Linked DNA regions of Homo sapiens: region 2 is linked to region 1. Evidence: read pairs that join two places in POLR2A ChIA-PET (ENCODE). Cell type or tissue: PC-3. All regions are shown on one strand. Region 1 overlaps NOS1 (nitric oxide synthase 1). Region 2 overlaps NOS1 (nitric oxide synthase 1).

What was found. Peaks named below come from ENCODE experiments on the same cell type or tissue, not always from the same donor. Only the 100,000 strongest peaks of a DNase experiment are listed, where the experiment ranks them.
Region 2: POLR2A ChIA-PET joins it to region 1 with 15 read pairs; 2 of 35 experiments call an interaction of 5 or more read pairs at or near these places.

The regions. Positions count from the first base shown.
Region 1 is chr12:117,330,357-117,338,356 of GRCh38, forward strand. It overlaps NOS1 (nitric oxide synthase 1), which reads right to left. Exons shown (of 29, transcript NM_000620.5): 2 at 1-1,133. The coding sequence starts at 713. Among named protein-coding and RNA genes, the nearest start is that of NOS1, 27 kb to the right of the region's middle. In PC-3, a CTCF peak has its summit at 1,451 (motif pointing right); a DNase peak (open chromatin) is centred at 1,575; H3K27me3 peaks cover 3,702 bases.
Region 2 is chr12:117,258,005-117,266,004 of GRCh38, forward strand. NOS1 (nitric oxide synthase 1) reads right to left here. Exons shown (of 29, transcript NM_000620.5): 12 at 7,312-7,506; 13 at 5,885-5,970; 14 at 2,461-2,605; 15 at 1,022-1,126; 16 at 393-451. Among named protein-coding and RNA genes, the nearest start is that of FBXO21, 72 kb to the left of the region's middle. In PC-3, no CTCF peak of the experiment used is centred here; a DNase peak (open chromatin) is centred at 3,447; H3K27ac peaks cover 1,054 bases.

The DNA.
Region 1 (8,000 bases):
ATTCCCATATCTTTCATCTCTGCCTTGGCAGGTGCCCCTCCCTTGACCCCTCTGCTCCCACTGGTGAGAAGGCTCAGCACAGGCTCTATCTCCTTGAGCAGTTCATTGTTCTCCCCTCTGCCTTGGAGGCTGACTCTGGTTGCTTTCTTCGCGGGGTCCTGGCCTGGGGGCCTGGGGGCCAGGCCGTTGGCATGGGGGAGTGAGCCAGCCTCCTGCCCATCATCGTAGGCATGCTGAGGCCCATTCCCGGGACCCGAGGCCCCATCCACTGCCAGGGGCTGTTCTTTGCCGGCCGGTGGCTGGTGGGACAGATCCACGGCTTTGGTGGGGGGACCCAGGGGCTGTGTCACCCGGATGGTCTTGGGGGTCCCATCACCTGTAAAGGTGGTCTCCAGGTGCGTGGTGAAACCTTCAGGGCCCCTCAGAATGAGGACCACGTGGGTCTCAGAGGCAATGCCTCTGAGTACCTCCAGGGCGCTGTCATAGCTCAGGTCCACCAAGGGCCGGCCGTTGACCGCAAGAATGATGTCTCCGGCCTGGATGAGGCCACTCTGCTCTGCGGCGCCCCCACGAATCAGGTCAGAGATGATCACGGGCGGCTTACTGACCCGCTCCTTCACCAGAAATCCCAGGCCCCCAACTTTGCGCTTGAAGAGACGAACAGAAATGACATTGGGCTGGATTTGCTGAACACCGAACATGTGATCCTCCATGGTAACTAGCTTCCGAGGGGTCCTGTCTGAAGACCTCACAATGCTATCAGGCCAAGATGATTTCACCAGGAGGATCCAGGCTTCAGGCTACACGGAGAGCAGGAGCCGGGGTGACAGGTGCTGACAAGGCTTCAGCCCTCTCTGTCTTTGACGTCAGCTCAGCGTCACCCACTCATGGCTGGTGGCCCGTCGGTGGCATGATTTCCTGCATCCGCCTCTCTCCTTATTCTCTAAGGAAGTGATGGTTGACCAGGCAGACGTCAAGAGAGGCGGTGGGACGTGTCCCTAAGGTCAGGCAGAAAGGGGAGGAGATGCGTCTGATGGCTGTGTCTAGAAGTGACGCATGATAGATGTGAACTATTCTCTGGGTATCTTCATTGCCAGCCTGTTAGATGCGGATCAGATCTGAGGCATCATGAGCTGAAGAGGAAGAACAGGAGGGGATGAAAAGAATTTAAAAAAAGAGATTGAAGTAGAGTGCCCAACACCACCTTGAAAACTGAGATAGAAAATGCAGCCAATTGACAAAGTCTAGACACAAGACACTCCAGAATTTCAAGCCAACCTAGAAACAAAATCCTTCTTCCTGGAGGGGGCACCTTTCAAGGTTAGCTGCAAATTACCTAGTTTCACTTCCATGATCAAAGCCCTCTGGGACAAAAGGGTCTCCCTGGGCAAACATGGACAGTCAGCCCCAGAAATCAAGTGACGAGAATCAAAAGACCTCTCTTATCTCTTTCCCACCACGAGAGGTCATCAGTCCAACTTGTCAAGCATTCTAGTTGCTCTCTGTGTCTTGTATACATTTTCCATCCATAGCTCGGGGGCTCAGCTGGCACAGATTTTTGGGCTCTCTGTTCCAGCCACTCCCAAAGCCCAGTGGAACGGGAATGACACTGCCTTCCATGTACACAATGATGACGAATGTCAGTTGGCCTTCATAACCATTTTTGTAATTATTAGCTTGTTCCATGTTCAAAAGGATAGGCTTAGTCACACTACAAACATAAATACTAAGAAGATGGGTCCACACAAAATTGTGGAAGACACTTGTGCTCCACAGACAGCTGAAACTCTGATGGAGAAGGGGAAACATAGGAACATTGTAGGCACTCAATGAACATTCGTTGACTGAAGAAGGAAAAATCCCAAAGACTAAACACGGCAGACACTTTTTGAGCACGTTCGCTCTTAACACATATTTGTTATTTCTCCTTTGATCCTCACGATAACCCCTCAAGAGAAGAGGAAAGGGAAGCTTGGGAAGGTTCAGTAACTTGTCCAAGGTCACATAGAGAATAATGGCAGGGGGAGGATTTGACCTGGAGCCTGAGCTTTTAAACTTATACTCTAGCTCTTTCAAATTTATATTATAGTACAGGTATGGTGGCTCACACCTGTAATCTCAGCAGTTTGGGAGGCTGAGGTGGGAGGATCGCATTAGCCCAGGAGTTTGAGACCAGCCTGGGCAACATAGCAAGACCCTTTCTCTATTTATTTAAAAAAAAAATCAGGCCGGTCACAGTGCCTCACACCTATAATCCCAGCACTTTGGGAGGCCAAGGCGGGCGGATCACCTGAGGTCAGGAGTTTGGGACCAGCCTGGCCAACATGGTGAAACTTCGTCTCTACTAAAAATACAAAAATTAGCCGGGTGTGGTGGCGGGTGCCTGTAATCCCAGCTACTCAGGAGGCTGAGGCACAAGAATCGCTTGAACCAAGGAGGCGGAGGTTGCAGTGAGCTGAGATTACGCCATTGCGCTCCAGCCTGGGCAACAGAGTGAAACTCTGTCTCCCCTGCCCCCCGCCAAAATCAAATTTATATTCTAGTTATTTTCTTAACTCCTAACTTTCTCCCTGAAATGCTGGAATCTTGCAAGTCACTGACTCTCTCAGGCTCAAAGAAATGGGGTCTGGTTGGGGTACCAAAGGCCAATGGGGGCCCAGCTGGAGATGCTGTGGCCCAGGTGAGGGGCAAGCACCTGTAGCATGTGCCCACGGGGCCGTGTACATGCACAGTGTGGCACATCTGGGATGGGGCAGGTGATCTGTGGGTGTGGGTAGGGTGGGAAGTAGCCGCCCGTCCCTACTTGTAATTATTAGTTTGTTGCAAGTTCAAAAAGATAGGTTTGGTCACACTACAAACATCAATACCAGCAAGATGGGTAGGAGACATCAGAGAACCCTTCCATCTCTTTCCCTGCTCCCCACTCAAGTGCTACTTCCATCTCTGTCCCAAAGCCCCTTCCTGCCAGCAACCTCACCATGCTTCAGCACCAGGAGGGAGCCCCCATCTGCCATGACTAACAAACTGACACTCACTTCCTCATTTCCCTTTTAGCGACTTCCCAGGGTCACCCCAGGGCTGAGGCAGCTGACAAGCTCCTGCTGCCTCTGAGAGCAGAAGGTGGGTGCAGAGACCCCTCCCAGAGGGAGGTGCCACCTCCTGGATCCCCTCAATGGGGGGGTGTGTGGGGGGGATAATTAGCAAGTTCAGCCTCCCCTTTGCAGCCTGCATTACGTAACTCTGTCAGCCCCTCTGTGTGGGTGAGGAAATAATGAATCCCCGGGCTCAGCCTGGGCTGCGTTCTCCATCTGGCGTTGCTCTGTGTGTGTGTTTCTGTGTATTCATGCGTCGCCCGCGTGCTGTGTCATTTCTCTGCTGTGTGTGGCCCGGGTGTCAACCGGCTGAGTGTCTTTCGGCATCTTGCTGCTGGGTTCTGGTTTGCAGGGAAACCCATCCAGGACCGCTGTGCCCTTCTCTCTCCTTGCTTCCTTAACCCTCCCCAAGCCCCATGTCCTGCAGGTACCAAACCCAGGATGCTCACTGTTCAGTTGGTGGCAGAGACAGCCGGGACCTCCAGAGCTCTCTTGAGCATCCCGTTTGGCATTAAGGCTTAATTCTTTAATGAAAGAAGCAACTGAAAGGCGACCTCTTGGGGAGGCAAGGCCCCCAAGCTGACTTCCTCCAGACTCTGGCTTGGGCCAGACCTTACTAAAGGACAGAGGCGGGAATTAGCCTTTGGTGTACTTTGCTTAAGGAAAAAAGAAAACAGAAATGAAGCAATTGGCAACAGCCCCTGGCCACTCTCAGCACGTTCTTCTCTCTTTCTCTGCTGCATCCTAGAATCAGGGAGGGCTCTGGGCTGGTGCTTGGGAAATTGGTGTGCTGTTTCTCTCTCACACCTTGGCTGTAGAAAGGAAACTTGATCTTTGGAAGGAGTTGGAAGGAAGCTGGGCTGGGGAGAGGCAGATATATTTTCTGTCTGCTGAGAGACAGAGACAGAGAGGGAGGGAGACAGCAAGCTCTGGGTCTGAGCTCTGTCAATTAGCTTCTTTTTTTTTTAGACAGAGTCTCACTCTGTCGCCCAGGCTGGAATGCAGTGGTGCGATCTCAGCTCACTGCAACCTCCACCTCCTGGAATCAAACAATTCTCTAGCCTCAGCCTCCCGAGTAGCTGGGATTACGGCTCCCGCCACCACACCTGGCTAATTTTGTATTTTTAGTAGAGATAGGGTTTTGCCATGTTGGACAGGCTGGTCTCGAACTCCTGACCTCAAGTGATCCGCCTGCCTCAGCCTCCCAAAGTGCTGGGATTACAGGCGTGAGCCATTGCACCTGGCCGTCAATCATTATCTTAATAACAATTCCACAACACTTTCTCTGCCTCCTTTTCCTCCTGCAAAACATCCTCATCTATCCTATTTTTCATCCTTGTCCTGACCAACATCAGGTTCGGCTGTCCCCCAACTTTACAGATGAATAAATTAAGCTGCTATAAGGACACCCGCTTGTCCCGGTTTTTGAATGTCCAGTTTCCATGAGGCTCCGTAGGGAGAGCTGGCCGCCTCCTGCCCCAGGGAAGAGTTTTAAGGTCCTTCCTGGCTCTATCCGGGTGTTTCTGGGTGAGTTGTTTATTTTCTCTAAACCTCAGTTCCAAAATGCGGTCATTTGTAATCACCTCGTCTCTGAGTAACGGGGAGGGTTAAATGAAACAGTAAATGCAGAGAACTTGGCAATGTCATACAGTAGTGAGAACTCAGAAAAGTGGCTTCCTATTATTGTTATGTAATAGATAACGATTCGGACTTCCTGGCTTTTAATTCAGTGCACTTTCTACTCTGTCACTGTCCAGCCAAAGGTACTTCAGGCGCCATGTAGAAGGGGGCCCTTCCCTTGAAATCACACCGAGGCATCTCACGCCGGTCTGGGTGGGGGGCACCGTCTAGGGAGAGACGGCTGCTGGATAGAATTGCCTGAGAGCCCTGCCTCCGCCCTCAGGAGCTGGGATTTTAAACAAATCACATATGCATGCTTGCCAGGGTACATACCATGGAAACAATACTTGGACCCAAGCCTCATTCAAGTAGTTCAGTGGCTTCGGGTGTATTTATTGCATTTACCTTGCTGTGAGGAAATTAGTAGCTGACTATCGGGGATGGCTGCCAATGAGAGGGAGGAAGCCCAAATAGGCCAGCGTCTGCTACTCCCTCCTCTCTGTGCGACCTTGGCCAAGTCCCTCTCCACCCTGAACCTCATTTCTGCAACAGAAGGAAAGGTAACAGCAGCAGCCTCCTGTGGTTGAGAGCTTACTGTGCACTAAGCATTGGTGCCTGAGCCCTCTGCATAGGGGTTTTATTTAATTGTTACAGACTATATGAGAGAGAGAGAGAGAGAGAGAGAGAGAGAGAGAGAGAGAGACAGGGTCTTGATATCTTGCCCAGGCTGGTCTCAAACTCTGTGCCTCAAGTGATCCTCTTGCCTTAGTCTCCCGAGTAGCTAGGACTACAGGTGCATGCCACTACACCAAGCTAGTTGTTTTTATATTTGTAGAGACAGAGTCTCACTATGTTCTCGAACTCCTGGGCTCAAGTGACCCTCCTGCCTCAGCCTCCTGAGTTGCTGTGTCTACAGGCATGAGCCTCCATGCTGGGCCTTGTAAGCGCCATTTTTATCTGCACCTTACGGATGGATAAGGCAGATGAGGTTCAGGGACATAAATCAAGGAGGTAGACCTGGGTCTAAGTGAGTGGTCAATCACAGTCCTGAAAATAATCTCACAACACTATGCCTCCCTCCTTTTCCTCCACAAAGCACATCCTCGCCTGTGGATCTGGGTCATATTTGATTGCCCCATTTTATAGATGAGAAAACAAAGCTCCCACAGGGAAGCCTGCTTGTCCTGGTTTACCCGTGCTTTCCATTTTTAGCATTGAAAGATGAAGAATGTTAGGATGAAGAGGAGCCACCAAGCCTATCTAGTCTAGCTTCCTCATGCAGAAACGAGAAAACAGAGGCCTGGAGAAGCAAAGGGCTCATTCAACATGGACCAGCCATAGCTGGAGCATCCAGACCTGTGCTGTCCAATATGGCAGCCGCTTGACACACATGGCCATTGAGCACATGGACTGTGGCAGGTTCAGTTGCAATGTGCTGCAAGAGTAAAGTGCACATTGACTTTCAAAGACTAGTATGAGAGGTGATGGGTGCACCAAAATCTCAGAAGTCACCACTAAAGAACTTAGTCATGTAATCAAACACCACCTGTTCCCCAAAAAACCTATTGAAATAAAAAAATTTAAAAAACAAAAAACAAAGACTAGTATGAGAAAAAGAACATAAACATCTCCACGATGTTTACTGATTATATTTGAAATTATGCTGTTATGGATATATTGTGTTAAATAAAATTATTATGAAAGTTAATTTTCCCCATTGCTTTTCACTCTTCTTTCTTTTTTTGTGAGACAGGGTCTCACTCTGTCACCCAGGCTGGAGGGCAGTGGCACAATCTTGGCTCACTGCAGCCTCCACCTCCCAGGCTCAAGTGATCCTCCTACTTCAGCCCCCTGAGTAGCTGGGACTCCAGACACACGCCACCATGCCCAGCTAATTTTTGTATTTTTGTAGAGAAGAGGTTTTGCCATGCTGTCCAGGCTGGTCTTGAACTCATGGGCTTGAGCAATCCTCCTGCCTCAGCCTCCCAAAGTATAGGGATTACAGGCATGAGCCACTGTACCCAGCTGCTTTTTACTCTTTTTTTTTTTTTTTTTTTTTTTTTTTGAGACGGAGTCTTGCTCTGTCGCCCAGGCTGGAGTGCAGTGGCGCGATCTCGGCTCACCGCAAGCTCTGCCTCCCAGGTTCACGCCATTCTCCTGCCTCAGCCTCCCGAGTAGCTGGGACTACAGACATGTGCTACCATGCCCGGCTAATTTTTTTGTATTTTTAGTAGAGATGGGGTTTCACCATGTTAGCCAGGATGGTCTCGAGCTCCTGACCTTGTGATCCGCCTGCCTTGGCCTCCCAAAGTGCTGGGATTACAGGCTTGAGCCACCGTGCCCGGCCGCGCTTTTTACTCTTTTTAATGTGACTTATAAAGCCCAACATTACACACATGGCTTGCATTATATTGCCATTGGGCAGCATGGGTCTAGAGTGTGACCGTTGTTCTTTCTGTAGCCTACCATCCCTGGATCTCCTCAAGAACCTACTGGTAACAGCCAGGCAGAAGACACTTCTTAAAGTTTTCCCTTTTAAAGAAACCAGAAAAATGACAAAGAGGGTTTGCAAATATCACGTCACCTTTTGAAACTGACCTCTGGGAATAGGCATGGTGGGGGTAGCATGGAAAGAGAGAAAATCCACCCAGAACCATATGAATAGAGAGGTCATAGTAGAATGTCCCCTGGGCTAATAGTCCAGTATCCAAAATCTTGCTTCCAAGTGTCAGTTAAAATCTAACCCAGGGCTGTCATCCCAGCACATTGGGAGGCTGAGGCAGGCAGATTGCTTGAGGCCAGGAGCTTGAAATCAGCCTGTGCAACATAGTGATATCCCATTTCTACAAAAAACACAAAAATTTGGACAGGCGCGGTGGCTCACACCTGTAATCCCAACACTTTGGGAGGCCGAGGCAGGTGGATCACTTGAGGTCAGGAGTTCAAGACCAGCCTGGCCAACATGGTGAAACCCCATATCTACTAAAAATACAAAAAAGTTAGCTGGGTGTGGTGGCAGGCACCTGTGATCCCAGCTGATCAGGAGGCTGAGGCAGGAGAATGACTTGAACCTGGGAGGCGGAGGTTGCAGTGAGGCGAGATTGCGCCACTGCACTCCAGCCTGGGCGACAGAGTGAGACTCTGTCTCAAACAAAACAAAAAAAAACAAAACAAAACAAAATAAAAATTAGGCATGGTGACACATGCCTGTAGTCCCAGCTATTCTGGAGACTGAGGTGGGAGGATCAATTGAGCCTGGGAGGTTGAGGCTACCGTGAGCCAAGATAG
Region 2 (8,000 bases), 72 kb before region 1:
ATGTTGGCCAGGCTGGTCTCGAACTCCTGACCTTGTGATCCATCTGCCTCGGCCTCCCAAAGTGCCGGGATTACAGGCGTGAGCCACCACGCCCAGCACACAGTGCTTTTACATCTAGTTTGTGATTTGATTCTTACTAATTAGAAAGTCAAGGTAGGTGCTATAATCTCTATTTGATAGAAAAGGAAACTGAGGCACAAGGCTGTGAAGTGACCCAGATACCAAAATATTTGCCCCAGTAGACTGCAGACACCTCACAACTAAGACCCATTACAAATGGACTTCAGATTACAGCCACCATCCAGAACTCAAATGTGAACCCCAGGTGCCAAAAGTCAATGTCCAGTTACCCTCGGGGGTGGCGGGTGACGTCGGAGGGGTCATTCACTTACTTCCTTTCTTCCTGCACAGAGTTGGGGTGCCTCATTTCCATCAAAGCACAGCCGAATTTCTGGAAGCCAAAACATATGGGTGAAATTAGCACATCTTAGTAAATGGGAAATCAGGTCGGATACTGAGGGTCTGGGGTCCTGGCTGTCAAAGAGGAGACTGATGCCCGGAGGCCAGGATGTCAGGAGCGGTCAGGGGCTCAGGCTGGACAGTAATGCCTGGGCTACAGACGCAGTGGATACACCTGCTGTTTAAATGACTACAGGTGTGGACTCCCTACCCCCAGCACACAACTTCCCGTTGGAGCCTTCCTTCTATAAAAATATTGTCCCCATGTTCCTCATCTACATCAGGGAACATCAAGCTAATGATAGGAGCAGCCACTGCAAACAAATAGCTCACTTAGGTGACAATATTTTCACCAGGGACTTGCTAACTAATGGACGCCAGTAGACTGAGTACTTGGAATTGTCCAACCTTTGTATAACTTGGATCCAAATGGAAATTACTGGCTTTCAGGCTCTGGGAGGGTTTGCTACTGAATAGCAGGTGTAGGAAGAGTCTCAACCTTGGCCCCTACTTCTTCCTGATGATGGAACCACACTCTTGAACAGGTAAAAGCTCATCTCACCTCCCCATTCTCAGGGGGATCTCCATTGCCAAAGGTGCTGGTGACCACAAGGACCAGAGTTTCATGTTCCAGGTGCACAATGTCATATTCTTCCATGGACATCACCTAGGTGGGCAGGGCACAGGTATAGGATGGGGAGAGGAAGAAGGGGATGAGGAGAGAAAAGAGGTGGGAGAGACAAAAAGTGATGGGGGAAGGGCAAGAGGAGAGAAAGGAAAAATGTGAGTCATTTTGGGTCATCTCCTTTGGAAGGAGAACCAAAAGATCTGAGGTGTTAGTACTTCAGTGGGCTCAAGTGGGTAGAACTAAACGCTTTTTGGTAGCGTGGGACCTTGCTATGGTCACTGTGGCCTGAAGGGTTGTGGAGAATCTGAAGCAATGGTTCAAGGGATTGGCAGATACTAGAAACACAGCTTGATGGAATCCCATGGGATTCTTATAGTCAATTGGTCTTGGATTCTTCCTGACCCCAGTTAGGCCGGGAATGATCTGGCTAGAGCTGACTAAGTCTTCTCAACCTCCTCTCTAATCCTCCCCCGAGCAGTGTGGAGCACCTGGCCAAACAAGTCTGAGATATCTGCCTTCTGGAAAGATGATTGCCCTGTGTCTCATCATCGTCTGAGCAACATTTCTCAAAATAGGTTCTAGAAAATCCCAGTCTCCTGAGATGCTCCATGAAAACAAGCGATCCACGATCAAACATGTTTGGGAAACGTCTATATTCTATCCTCGCCTCTTTTGGAGATTAGAACACATGCTTATAGATTACAGGCTCTGGGAAGTCCTGCCACAGCAATGAAAACCATCGAGCTGGCCGGGTGCGGTGGCTCACGCCTGTAATCCCAGCACTTTGGGAGGCCGAGGCGGGCGAATCAAGAGGTCAGGAGATCGAGACCATCCTGGCTAACACAGTGAAGCCCCGTCTCTACTAAAAACACAAAAAATTAGCCGAACGTGGTGGTGGGCGCCTGCAGTCCCAGCTACTCGGGAGGCTGAGGCAGAAGAATGGCGTGAACCCGGGAGGTGGAGCTTGCAGTGAGCCGAGATCGCGCCACTGCACTCCAGCCTGGGTGACAGAGTGAAACTCCTTCTCAAAAAAAAAAAAAAACAAAAAACAAAAAAACAAAAAAACAAAACCAAAAAACCATCGAGCTGTACTTCAGGCAAAGCTTCCCAAACTGACCTCAGAATGGTTTCTTATAAACCCTCTAACATTTTGCTCTAAAGAGGGGAATTTCATTTTGTGACTCCTGGACTCATGGGGACAGGGATATCACAGTCCCCTGAAATTTATGCAAATGTGTATGTGAGCTGATAGGCCCTGTCAGGTGTGCTTTCATCCTTTGCCAAAGGCTTCTTCTCTGTTGACTTCCCTCTCTCCCCTTCCTGCCTTAATTCACCATGAGAAGCTGGTGGAGCTAGGGCTACCCCCCACCTACCTTGGCATCAAAGGCGTGTTTGAAGATCTCACACAAGGTCTTGGCATAAGCTTGCGATTTGCCTGTCTCTGTGGCATAGAGGATGGTCGCTTTCACCCTCTTGGCCATAGCCTGCCCCATCAGCTTGGCCGAGAACTTGACAGCTCTGGAGGGAAGAGGATGGAGATGAAAAATGGGCAACAGAAAAGGGGAGAGAAGATGCTGGATTGGGACTTTCGTGCAAGAACCAGGATCCATGAAATATAACAGAAGAGAACTCTCTTGATCTTTGATGGCTTCAGGGGTTTCCTCAGAGGCACTTGAAGTCTTTGTGTTTAAGCACCGTATTATTAAAGTATTATTAAATCCTTTATTTTATTTTATTTTTTAACTTCTCTAGAGATAATGCTGGATATTAAATCCTTTATTAAATCCCACCAGAGGCCGGGTGTGGTAGCTCATGCTTATAATCCCAGCACTTTGGGAGGCCGAGGCAGGTGGATTGCCTGAGCTCAGGAATTTGCCACCAGCCTGGGCAACAAGGTGAAACTCCGTCTCTACTAAAATACAAAAAAATTAGCCGGGAGTGGCAGCGTGCGCCTGTAGTCCCAGCTACTTGGGAGGCTAAGGCAAGAGAATTGCTTGAACCCAGGAGGTGGAGGTTGCAGTGAGCCGAGATCGCACCACTGGGCACCACTGCACTCCAGCCTGGGCGACAGAGTGAGACTCTGCCTCAAAAAAAAAAAAAAAAAAAAAAAAAAATCCCACCAGAGCAATTAGTCATGAATTAAAAGGAGTAGTTAGTTTTGTTAGCTTGTTACTTGATTGATCCCAGGCTTAAGAACCTTGGTTTGCCAAGCATTGCCTCAAAAGATGATCGTTCATCCATTTCCTCTCTCTTTCATTCATCAAATATTTATTAAGTGCTTAACTATGTGTCAGTATTGTTATAGGAAATGGAGACCACAGAGAACATAGCTATGGAATGCAGCTGTCATAGGGCTCATATTCTAATGTGTGTGTGTATGCACATGTGTGAATGAGAGAAAGAGAGAGAGAAATGAATCACGAATTAGTCACCAGGCATTGAGTTTGATGGGATTTAGAGGTTTATTGGTCCACAAGGGAAGGACCAGGTCTGATTTATTCAGCAATGCATGTCAAGGGTCTTGCACAGAGCCTGATACCCAACAGGCACTAAATAAATATCTATCAAAAGAAGTTATGGGATGGGCATAGTGGCTCATGCCTGTGATCCTGGCACTTTGGGAGGCTGAGGCGGGAGGATCACTTGAGGCCAAGGGTTTGAAACCAGCTTGGTCAACAGAGTGAGACTTTGTCTCTACAAAAAAGAAATAAAAGAAGTTATGAATTTTAAAAGATGCTGCCACTGAGACCCTGGGAAGTCTGAACATCAAATCCAGCCTCTTTCTAACTAAACAGAGAAGCCCAAACCAGTGTCTCTTCCTTCTGCTCTACTGGGCAGGGCGAGTTCCAGGGGCACTAGCAGACAGGCCAGAGGCTCAGAAATACCCAGGCTCGACTCCTTAACAAGCCTCCCTGTTGTAACTAGAAATCTCAGTGCAGACAAATCGCTAACTTCCCCCCACCTGGGATTATCGGCGTTAAGTTCATTATTTTTTAGAATCAGGGAAACCGCCCACGATGCAGGAAGACTTAGCTAAGGGGAAGAAACAGAAAGGAATAAAAGGTACCTGGAGGGTTCCCTTTGAATAATTTGAGCATAAAGATGCATCTATAATTAATTCCCATTGTTACTACCCAAAACTTAATAGTGTAATTAATGTTTTAGATTTCTCCCTCCCCTTTCCCCCCAGAGACAGTGGAGCTGAACTGAAGCCAACAATTGCCCTCCCTGAGAATATCTGAGATATTCTTGTTAGGGAAATGGTGGCTGCTGATGTGTTCTTGCTTGGCTGGGGGATGGGATTAGGGTGGAAGGAGAGAGAGGGAGGGAGGGAGGGAGAGAGAGAGAGAGAGAGACAGAGAGAGGAGAGGGAGGGAGGGAGAGAAAGGGGGAGGGGGAGAGAGAGAGAGAGAGAAGAGAGAGGAGAGAGAGAGAGAGAGAGATTGATTGATTCTATGGGCTCTATTAATGGAGCCAGGACCTAGGTTTGGGTCCCTGCAAGACCCACCAGTGTCTTGTCTCTGGGGCCCATGGCTTAGATGACACCTGTTGTACAACTAGTTATCATACATAGAGAATTCTGGACCTGAGGGAGCTGAGGAAACAGAGTAGTGTCTTCTGACAAAAAGTTAGCTCCAAACAGTGGTCTTTGGTAAGTGGATCAGTGGGGTTCTCTTTTTTTTGGGGCAGAAGGCTGGCATCCCCGTTAAATCAACTTAGTTAACCCCATCCTACTTGTCAGCTGGTCCTCTGGCTGGTCAGGCATTCTTCAGGAAAATCACTCCTCAGTAGTCTCAGGCCATAACCCCCTTCCTTCCCCTCTTTGCTTAAACTTTCTTAATCTCATTCTTTAGCTCAATTGTCACCTCCTCCAGGAAGCCCTCCCTGACCTCCCAAACTCCGTGAACCATTATTATTTCCAGGAACCATTCCTCGATGGTACCTTCCACAGCTGCCATGTTTACTGTATTTGTTGATTCTTTGACAAAGGAATGGCTGTGAGCTTCATGACAGCAGGGACAGCATTTGTCTAGCTTGCCATGATCCCCCTGAAGCCTCACACAGTGCCTGGCACAGAATCTGAGTAGCTAGAACTACAGGCGTGTGCTGCGACACCCAACTAATGAATGAATGAATGAGTAAATGAATGAATGAGTAAAATTAAGGGTCAGCCCTGAACGAGGGTGCTCTCCAGGCAGTAGTGTGCTGGAGCTGACTAACTCCAGCTCCTCCCTAGTCTGGGTTCAGTGACTTCCTAGGCCAGGTGTAGTGGCTCACACCTGTAATCCTAGCACTTTGGGAGGCTGAGGCAGGAGGATCGCTTGAGGCCAGGTGTTCGAGACTAGCCTGTGCAACAAAGTGAGACGCCTCCAGCCTGGGGAACAGACCCTATCTCAAAAAAGAAAGAAAGAAAGAAAAGAAATTGGTCATAGTGGGAATGTTTACATCATGGAAACTGGCAAACATGAAAATCAAGGTATTACTATTATTATTATTATTATTATTATTATTATTATTATTATTATTATTAGGAGGGCTGGTTCACCAACACACCATTGCCCCCAGGACAAGAATTTAGGAAACCAGTGTGAGGAAAGTGAGGCTGAGAAGGAGAAGAGTTGGAACGACATTCACAGCTCAGACTCAGAGGCAAAGAAGGCCCAGGTGGCTGAAGAAGATGAAGAAATCATATTCTGTAGAGAGGTCAGAGGGCACAGGAGTCTGCCCAGCCTCCTTCTCTGGGTTCTCTGAGTTTGTGGGGACATCCACCCCACCCGCCCACTGCACGAAACTTACTCTGCTAGCTTCTTGAAGCCAATGGCTCGCCGCTTTGTGGGGGTCCCGTTGGTGCCTTTCCAGACATGCGTGTTCCAGGGATCAGGCTGGGAAGAGAAGGAGAGGGCTATGGTCACTCACTGCAGTGAGGGCATCTGGTTCCTGTTGGGGATGCTCAGGACCACCTGGGACTTGTGACTGCCTGACCCTCGGCCTCTGAAGGGAAGAATTCTGCCCAGTGGTGACCACCATGGGGGAAGGGATGCGGGGTTGGGGGGAGGGGGGGGGTCCTTGCCCAGTGGGTGGTCTGGCCTTGGCAGTGTCCTGCTAGCTCTTTCCCCTTGGCCCCCAGTCCCTCTCAAACTCTGTTCTTGTGACCCCTGACTACTCACTCTCATTTCATCCCTCTTTCTCTCTCTTAAGAGACAGGGGTCTCACTCTGCTGCCCAGGCAGGAGTGCAGTGGTGTGATCATAGCTCACTGCAGCCTTGACCTCCCTAGCTCAAGGGATCCTCCTAACTCAGCCTCCCAAATAGCTGGGACTACAGGTATATGCCACCACACTCAGCTAATTTTCTTATTTATTTTCTTTCTTTATTTTCTTTCTTTCTTTCCTTTCTTTCTCTTTCTTTCTCTCTCTCTCTCCCTTCCTTCCTTTCCTTCCTTCCTTCCTCCCTCCCTTCCCTTCTTCCTTCCTTTCTTCCCTTCCTTCCTTCTTTTCCTTCCTTCCCTCCCTCCCTCCCCTTCTCTCCCTCTCTCTCTCCCTTTCCCCCCTCTCCCTCTTTCCCTCTACACTCTCTCCCTCTCCCCCTCTTCATCCTCCCCATCTCCCCCTCTCCCTCTCCCTTTCCCTCTCTCTCTTTCTCTCTTTCTTTTTGTCCCACTCTTGTTGCCCAGGCTGGAGTTCAGTGGCTTGATATCGGCTCACTGCAACCTCCACCTCCTGGGTTCAAGCGATTCTCTTATCTTGGCCTCTTGAGCAGCTGGCATACGCCAGGCTAATTTTTTGTATTTTTAGTAGAGATGGGGTTTCGCCATGTTGGCCAGGCTGGTCTCGAACTCCTGACTCAGGTGATCCACCTGCCTTGGCCTCCCAAAGTGCTGGGATCACAGGTGTGACCCACCATGCCCAGCCTGCTAATTAAAAAAAAAAAAAAATTTAGAGATGGGGTCTCACTATATTCCCCAGGGTGGTCTCAAACTCCTGGCCTCAAGCCACCTTCCCACCTCAACCTCCCAAATCACTGGGATTATAGGCATGAGCCATCATGTCGGCCTCATATAGTCTCTCTTGTTCTTTCAGCTAGACCTGTGCAATATGGTAGCCACCAGCCACATGTGGCTATTGAGTGTCCAGAGCACTAGCCTGGGTTGAAATGAGCCTAAATGTGACACACACACCAGATACAGGACACTTAATATGAAAAGAGGCAGGGACAGGGAAGGACCTGGTATTCGAAGGAGGGGGTGAGCCGGTAGTTGAGCATCTCCTGGTGGAACACAGGGGTGATGCTTCCGGACATGGGGGGCACGATCCACACCCAGTCGGCAGGGCAGCCCCCCCGGCAGCGGTACTCATTCTCCATGTGCTTAATGAAGGACTCGGTGGCGGAGTGATGGTCAACAATGGTCACTTTGTCACTCTGTGGGAGGAGAGGGGACAGGGGTCAGGAGGTATGAGAAGCTGGGGTATTTTGGGACTCCCTGCCCCAAAGAGCAGCATTTCCCAAAGGGTGGTCCCTGAGATGGTTTAGAGCAGCGTGAAGTGAGATGGTGATTCTCTCTGCATTTCTTGTCCAGTCCTTCCACTTAGACCCAGGAGAAAGTCTTCGTTGGGTGCTATTGTGTCTTTAACACCTTTCGTGTCGATCTTGCCAATCTTCCTCTCTCCCATCCCACCCCCATCTTTTTTTTCTTTCTTTCTTTCTTTTTCTTTTTTTTGAGACGGAGTCTTGCTCTATCACCCAGGCTGGAGTGCAGTGGCGCGATCTTGGCTCACTGCAAGCTCTGCCTCCCGGGTTCACACCATTCTCCTGCCTCAGCCTCCCGAGTAGCTGGGACTACAGGCGCCCGCCACCACGCCTGGCTAATTTTTTTTTTTTTTGTATTTTTTAGTAGAGACGGGGTTTCACCGTGT